3 separate regions of the Homo sapiens genome follow, and all the other regions are linked to region 1. Evidence: chromatin loops called from intact Hi-C (ENCODE). Cell type or tissue: heart left ventricle. All regions are shown on one strand.

What was found. Hi-C counts contacts between places; a loop is a spot of excess contacts. Peaks named below come from ENCODE experiments on the same cell type or tissue, not always from the same donor. Only the 100,000 strongest peaks of a DNase experiment are listed, where the experiment ranks them.
Region 2: a loop joins it to region 1, with 9 times the contacts of the local background. A loop is called at or near these places in 43 of 110 quality-filtered maps.
Region 3: it touches region 1 in a loop (10-fold over the local background); 37 of 110 quality-filtered maps call a loop at or near these places.

What each region holds. Positions count from the first base shown.
Region 1 is chr7:137,898,096-137,900,595 of GRCh38, reverse strand. The region is part of intron 8 of CREB3L2 (cAMP responsive element binding protein 3 like 2); the gene reads left to right. Among named protein-coding and RNA genes, the nearest start is that of DGKI, 52 kb to the right of the region's middle. RefSeq lists enhancers at 508-1,224, 1,156-1,225. In heart left ventricle, CTCF peaks have their summits at 1,079 and 1,279 (motif pointing right); a DNase peak (open chromatin) is centred at 1,305; H3K4me3 peaks cover 406 bases; H3K27ac peaks cover 1,449 bases.
Region 2 is chr7:138,737,425-138,739,924 of GRCh38, reverse strand. ATP6V0A4 (ATPase H+ transporting V0 subunit a4) reads left to right here. Exons shown (of 22, transcript NM_020632.3): 15 at 292-385. Among named protein-coding and RNA genes, the nearest start is that of SVOPL, 37 kb to the right of the region's middle. In heart left ventricle, CTCF peaks have their summits at 790 and 1,007 (motif pointing right); a DNase peak (open chromatin) is centred at 1,014.
Region 3 is chr7:137,815,792-137,818,291 of GRCh38, reverse strand. All of the region lies in intron 1 of DGKI (diacylglycerol kinase iota), which reads left to right. Among named protein-coding and RNA genes, the nearest start is that of DGKI, 30 kb to the left of the region's middle. In heart left ventricle, a CTCF peak has its summit at 1,329 (motif pointing left); no DNase peak of the experiment used is centred here.

The DNA of each region.
Region 1 (2,500 bases):
CTCAATCTCCTGACCTCATGATCCGCCCCCACCTTGGCCTCCCAAAATGCTGGAATTACAGGTCTGAGCCACTGCTCCGGCTGCAAATCATTGTTTTTTAAATTAGTTTTTTAAAATTAGCTAGTTTATTAATTGCATTTCAAACCCATTTTACAAAAATTGTAACGGTACCAAGTTGATAAATTCCTCTAGCACTTGCTGTGCCCAGTGCTATTTTAAGCACTTTACAGCTATGAACTCATTTAGCCCTATGAGATGCCATTATTATCATCCTCACTATATAGAGGAGGTAACTGAAACTCGGAAAGTCTAGGTGATTTGTCCAAGGTCACACAGTAACCGCTAAAGCTGCATTTGAACCCAGGCAGTCTGGCTCTGGAGCCTGGATGTGGGAGGAGTATATGGAGGTTTATGCCTGGCTCATATGCAAGAGAAAGGGGTGAAAGTGCAGGGTTAAGAAACTGGCTTTTGGGGAGTTTCATCCAGAATGTATGTGTTCATGTGCACACATGATACATACCTGTGCTGTGACAATTATTTCTTAGAGACTCCTGTCACCCTGAGTGTTAGAGATCCAACAAATTAAGCAGAGAAAAATGGACTTACTGGGTAAACAAAAATTTAATCAGATTAAGGGTCAGTGTTAATGCCCAGTAACAATTGTGCAAATATTAAGGGATCAGTTTAAATCTCTTTGCATGTTATTTGATAATAACAAATGAATTTAATTCCCGTTTCCTGATGCTTCATGGTTTGTTGCTCAAAAAGCCAGCTAATATAGACATAAGCTAAAACTACCGCCAGTGGGATCCCCCTGAAATTTTCTCTGCATTTCTGGGAATGTGTGCTCAGATAGCAGTCAGGGGCAGTTCACCCCAAGTGCTCTGTAAGACAGACTGCCCAAAGGGAGGAAGTGCCACCAACTTAGTGTGGCATTACCTTGATCTCATGAGGCAAGGGAGCTGGTTTCACTGCTTGCCTTTGGCCGTTAGTCTGCTGGGGCTTCCTCTGTTTTTATCTCCACTTCCTCTCCCTGGGGGGATTGCCTGAGGCGGCTCTGTTTCTCTGGATCCTGCTCCCCGAGCCAGCATATGTATGCATGTTTTTAGCATCCTGAGCCGATAGGCGTTCCCGGCACCCATCCTGGCACTTGCTTCCGCAGCAGCCCCATGTTCATGGGTGGGTGGGACAAATCCTGGCCAAGAATTGGCGAAAAGGGGAAGAGCAAAGACCTCCTTGGAGTTTGTGTTCAGGTTTCGTCCTCTACAGGCTCCGTGTCAGGCCTTCCCTGGGCCACATGGGGGCAGCAGAGGCACAGCAGGGATGTGCTGGGGCGAAGTCCGGGTGTGTGAGGGAGAAGGACCGACCCCACTACCTTGCCTGGGAAGTCTCTCCTCTCCTCTGCAGGTGGACTGTGCTGCGTGTTCCTTCCTTCCTTCCTTCCTTCCTTCCTTCCTTCCTTCCTTCCTTCCTTCCTTCCTTCCTTCCTTCCTTCCTTCTCTTTCCTTTTTCTTCCTTTTCTTTCTTTCTCTTTCTTTTTCTTTCTTTCTTTTTTCTTCCTTTCTTCCTTCCCTTCCTTCCTTTCCCCTTCTCCTTCCTTTCTCCCTCCTTCCTTCCTTCCTTCCTTCCTTCCTTTCCTTCTTTCCTTTGTTCCTCCCTCCCTCCCTCCCTCCTTCCACATTTTTATTTTTGTTTGCTTGTTTGAATCAGATATCCAAATAAGGTCCATGTGTTCAAACTGTTTGATATGTCCATTACATATCTTTTTGTCTGTAAGTTCTCTTGCATGTCTTTGCTGTTATTTAGTAAAGGCCGAGTCAGTTGTCCTGTAGAGTCTTCCTGGTCTTAGTTTACCTGTAATGTCCTTGTGGTGTCCGTTAGCACAGTCCTTCGTCCACTACAGACTCTACTTTGTTTGGTTTTGGTTTTTGGTAAGAATTCTTCATAGGTTCCACTACATGCCTCCATCAGAAGGAACATAAAAATTGGTTATTCGGTTCTCCACAATGTATACTTATTGGCTAGAGAGATCAATACATTAGGGGTTTGAAAGTAGCCTTATAGAATTCTATCATTTCTCCTCCAGTTATTAGCAGAATATTTTTCTAAAGCAAGACTCTTCATCGTTAATGAACATGGGTACACAAGTAACCATGAGATGCTGATTTCATTGTCTTTGGGTATATACCAGCAGAGGGATTGCTGGGTTATATGCTAGTTCTATTTTTAATATTTTGAGGAACCTCTACACTGTTTTTCATAATGGTTTTACTAATTTACATTCCCACTAACAGTGTGGAAGGGTTCCCTTTTCTCCACACCATTGCCAACACTTTTCGCGCCTTGTCTTTTTTATAATGATAGTACTAACAGATGTGAAGTGATATCATGTAGGGTTTTGATTTACGTTTCTCTGATGACTAGTGTCAGTGAGCACCTATTCATATACCAGTTGACCATTTTTATGTTTTCTTTAGAGACATGTCTATTCAGATTCTTT
Region 2 (2,500 bases), 840 kb before region 1:
GGGATCCTCCCACCTCAGGCTCCCAAAGTGCTGGGATTATGAATGTAAGCCACTGCTCCCGGCCCTGAGTTTCTTTACTATAGCACATCAGGCTGAGATCTCTTTGCAAACTCAGATTGTAGCCTCAGTGTTTAGGACAATACTTGATGTGTAGTAGATATTGAACCAACCAAAGTGATGAATTGCACCAGTAGTTGGACTTTGATGGGCAAGTTCGTGACTGGTGGTATTATAGTATCTTTTCTGCCCCGGTTGATCATTGTTTGTTTTTCTCCTTTTCTCCCTCTAAAGTACTCATGTAATGGAGGAAAGTCTATATCTGCAGCTGGACCCAGCCATACCAGGAGTGTATTTTGGAAATCCATACCCGTTTGGGATTGATCCGGTAATAATGTCTTCTTGGGTTAAATATTTCTTATGTGAACTATCTTGAGGAGACCTCTGGAGAGAGAAGAAAAGGCCAACAAAGCCTGTCAAATCAACAAACTTGTGTTGAGATAAAATAACTTCTGCTGACGTTTTTGTGACACATAGAGCCAGAGTCAAGTAAAAGTTCTGTCTACACCTTCTACCCAGCCCCATTTTCCATACAGTCCCCCAAACGTCTGCCTCTTTCTCCATCAATCATATCCCTGGTGGTTAATAACTGCTTCTTTAAAAGGCACTTGGTTGCCTGGGGAGTATGCATATTACATGAGCTATTTAGCGTCCTAATCAAGTTTAAGTTCCCTGCTTTGTATTTTCTTGCAGTGGGAAACATTTCCCTTTTTTCTAAAAAAGTGTGGATTTACTTTTATGTTTGCTTTGTTTTACTGCATAGAATTGACGCTTTTTAAAAAAGGTATTTGCTTCATTTTATGTTTGTTATATCTATCTCAGTCAGCTAGATTTGAGCTAAGCAAAACGATACTTCCTCGCAGCCTGTAGATATAAAGCGGTTTTGAGGAGATACAACACATGCCCGTTCATGTAAAGCTGTTCATTTCTATTGGCCCAGTGCATGCTGCCACCAGGTGGCGGCCTTGTGCTCCAAATGAGCGTGAGTAGTCTGAAATTGAACCTGGCAAATGCTGTCCATGTTTCTTCTAAGCTCTTTCTTTATGGGAGAGAACCTGAGACCTCCGTTTTCGTTGCTGACAATTAGGAGTAAATAGTACTAGCCCTAAAACTGGTTTCCAGTCTCTCCCATCTTACAGGTCACCTCCTCTTAAGTTTTCCTGTGTCATTCCGCTATCGCCCGCCTCCCTGCCCTTATAAAAACATGAATTTTGCCCAGGATTTGTTTATACTTGCCACCCAGGGACACTTGCATTCTAAGTTTTATCAAAAGTGGTAAAGTCCTTGAAGGCTGGTGTGTAAGTTGCAAAGTGCTAAAAACTAATTTGAATTTTTGTGGCCTGCAAGACGTTGTCCTTGGTCAAAGGAATTTCATGTTTAGTAAGCAGGTGGAGAAGGAATCTAGACGGGGATGATCTTAGGGTCTGGTTGATCTTCCTTTGTTTGGAATCTCATTGCTCCAATGGTCTCGTCTCTCCCCTCCACAGCCCACAGTTAATTCATCAGCAAATCCTGCCTGTCCATTTCTGCTCCTCAGACAGAGTGGAGCTACGGTATTTCACATTGCAGAACTGAGTGATCCTGAGTTTCTACTCTGATGCAATTTTGTCATCTGCCCACAAGTTAGAAAAGAAAGAAAATATGTCAGGGTGAAAGAGAATGTGGGATATTGAAAATAATGAAATCTGTTCCTAGTAACATTTAGAATTTTGAAAATTTCTGGTCTTTCTATCCTAAAATAATACATATATATGATTTAAAAAAATCTATACCACACAAAATATTATATAAAGAAAAGCAGGAGTTGGCCAGATGTGGTGGCTCATGCCTGTAATCCCAGCACTTTGGGAGGTTGAGGCGGGTGGATCACTTGAGGTCAGGAGTTCGAGACCAGCCTGGCCAACATGGTGAAACCTTGTCTCCACTAAAAATACAGAAATTAGCTGGGCATGGTGGCACACACCAGTAGTCCCAGCTACTTGGGAGGCTGAGGCAGGAGAATTGCTTTAACCTGGGAGGTGGAGGTTGCAGTGAGCTGAGATCATGCCACTGCACTCCAGCCTAGGCAACCAGAGTGAGAGCCCATCTCAAAAAAAAAAAAAAAGTAAAAATACCAAAATTAGCCAGGCATGGTAGCATATGCTTGTGATCCCAGCTACTCGGGAGGCTGAGGCAGGAGAAGTACTTGAATCTGGGAAGCAGAGGTTGCAGTAAGCTGAGATCACACCACTGCACTCCAGCTTGGGTGATACAGAGAGACTCTTCTCAAAAAAAAAAAAAAAAAAAAAGAAAAAGAAAAGCGGGAGTTGCCTTTCCTACCTCTCCAGTTCCTGCAGTCCTGTTCCTCAGAGATAACCACTTTAACAGAACACGTCTGTATTAGTCCCTTTTCATGCTGGTGATAAAGACATCCCTGAGACTGGGTAATTTATAAAGAAAAAGA
Region 3 (2,500 bases), 82 kb after region 1:
TCCTAAATATTAGTTTATGCTTATTGAACTTTTGACCTAGAGGATTATTATGGAATGGAATCACATGATGAGCAGTTTGGACCAACTTCAGAGCAATTCTAAATCTCTGAGTTGCTTGTTTGCTTTCGGGTTGGGTGTATTTCCTTCAATTTTGTCTTAGAAGGTTTTTAGCTTGGTAGCCTGCCATCTTCTCAAAATATTCCCAGTTAGCTCATCTTTGTAACCAAATGGAATAAACGGTTTCTATATGATTCTCATGCTGTAAGACAATGTCATTGATAGTGTGTAGCCAAGTAATGGTGAAGCCAATAAGAATATTCAAAATATGGAGCAACTGGTACTGGTTGTGGATGACTGATAAGTTCGTACTAGTACATAGTGTCTGATGTTAGCCCCTGCTGTGGCTAAGAAGGCCTGGGACACATATGCATAGGAATAAAACAGATGTGGCATATTAAAGACTGGGTAAGAACGGGTAAGAAAGGCATGGGAAGGTACCTTTTAGCATTGGCCTCACTCAGATACAGTTTGCATTCTCTACATTCATAGGACTCTTATCATTGAAATAATCCACTGGTATCTGCAGATTGATTTTCCAGTAGGAGTGATGGTCAGTGTGACCTACCAAATATCCTCACATCTGGTCTGCAAGGGCTTTATTAATCACTAGTGAAATTATGACCATGGTCTGTGACTATAGGACTGTATTGGGGGAAGGTGAGTCACAATTCGACAGCAACAGTCTTTACTTGTTCTATACACATAAGAAAAGTACTCATTGAAGAGTATGTTTTCCTCATTCTGAACTCAAATAAACACTTTGTTATTATTGAATGTACGTCACTTATCACCTTTAGTATTATTTGAGAGTTATAGGTATATATATCTTGTGGCCTCTAAATAATTGTAAAATCCTGAGGGCAAAGTAGTTAATTCATTCAATAAATATTTATTAAGCACCGAGTATGTGTCAAGCACCTACTGTGTGTTATAGACACTGAATACAAATGAATTAGACAATGAGACACTTTGAACTGATGACACTTTGAATCGAATTGATGAAAGGATGATGGGGAATTGTTCAGCTGAAGAGGGGTGGGAAGGGTCTTCTACAAAGGTCAAGAGGTCAGCATAAGCACAGGTATGGCCATGGGAAATGACTTGGCTGATTAGGAAATAAAAAGCAAGTTGGTAACCGAGAAATATAACATGATCAGTTGGGTCAAGAAGTGAGACGAGAATGATAACAGTGTTTATCACTTAAATTGTCATTTTAGTGTTGCTATTCAGTGAGGGAGATTTTGTCATAACTCCTGGGATGCTACTGGCATCTAGTGGTTAGAGGTCAGGCTGCTGATAAACATCCTGCAATGCACAGGATGGCCCCTCACAACAAAGAACTCTCTGGTCCAAAGTGTCATTAGTGCCAAGGTCGAGACTCCCTTCTTCGGATCTTTTTACATTTGGATTGCATCATTCAGGTCTTAACTCAAAAGTTCCTTCTTTAGCAGCTTCCTTACTCACCCCCTATTGTCATATAAAAATTTGCCTCTCCTTCTCTGTCACTCTCTATTACAAAACAATGTTTTTTGTCTTTATACCTTTTGATACCATCTAATGTTATATTATGCATTTGTTTATTTTTATTATCTGTCTCTCCTCTTTTAAAATATAAGCACCACAAGGTCTTTGATTGGTTCACTGCTGTATCTCTAGAGCTTAGAATAGTGTGAGGCACATTGGAAAATGCATGGAAAAGTTCAATATATGGGTGTTCTGAGTGGAAGAATGTGGTAAGTTGGACATAGACTCTGAGTTCCTGGAATAATCACAGTAGTTAACATTCATTTTTACCATTGATACTAGGCCCTGTTCCAAGCATTTTGCATGTATTAACTCAATCCCCAAAACAACCTCAGGGGGTAGGTATCTGATTATTTCCATTCTACATATGAACCAACTGAGAAAGAGAGTTATTTTCCCAAGATGTACATCTAGCAAGGGGCAGTGTTCAAGAGGTAAATTGCCCAAGGTGATCTTGTGTGTTTATTCACACATGCTTTTTGTGGCTATTAGTCTGAGAATGCTATGGGGAGTTGGGGGTTAAGTGACTTGGGAATTGGATTTGAGGGGTTTCAAACAATGCATCCAAAACATAGATGGACGGGAAATATAATGAACTAAATGTTGGTCATATCGCACTCAAGGGACCTGTGAGCCATCAAGGTGAAGGCTAACATGAAAAGGATTCTCTCATTCAAGAGAATGGTTTCAGATGAAGTGTGGAATTTGTAATGGGAACTGAAATCAGGAGAGCAGACTTGATTATTTAGGGACAGGTTGATGATGGGAACAGACCCAGGGAACACCCTGACATCACAAATATATAAGGGCCTATAATATAATATAAAAGGGTACCCATAATGAAAATAGAAAGAGCAGTAGAGTCACATTTCAAGTTCTGCTTTGGGCACAAGCTTCTATCTAAAGTCTCTTTTCT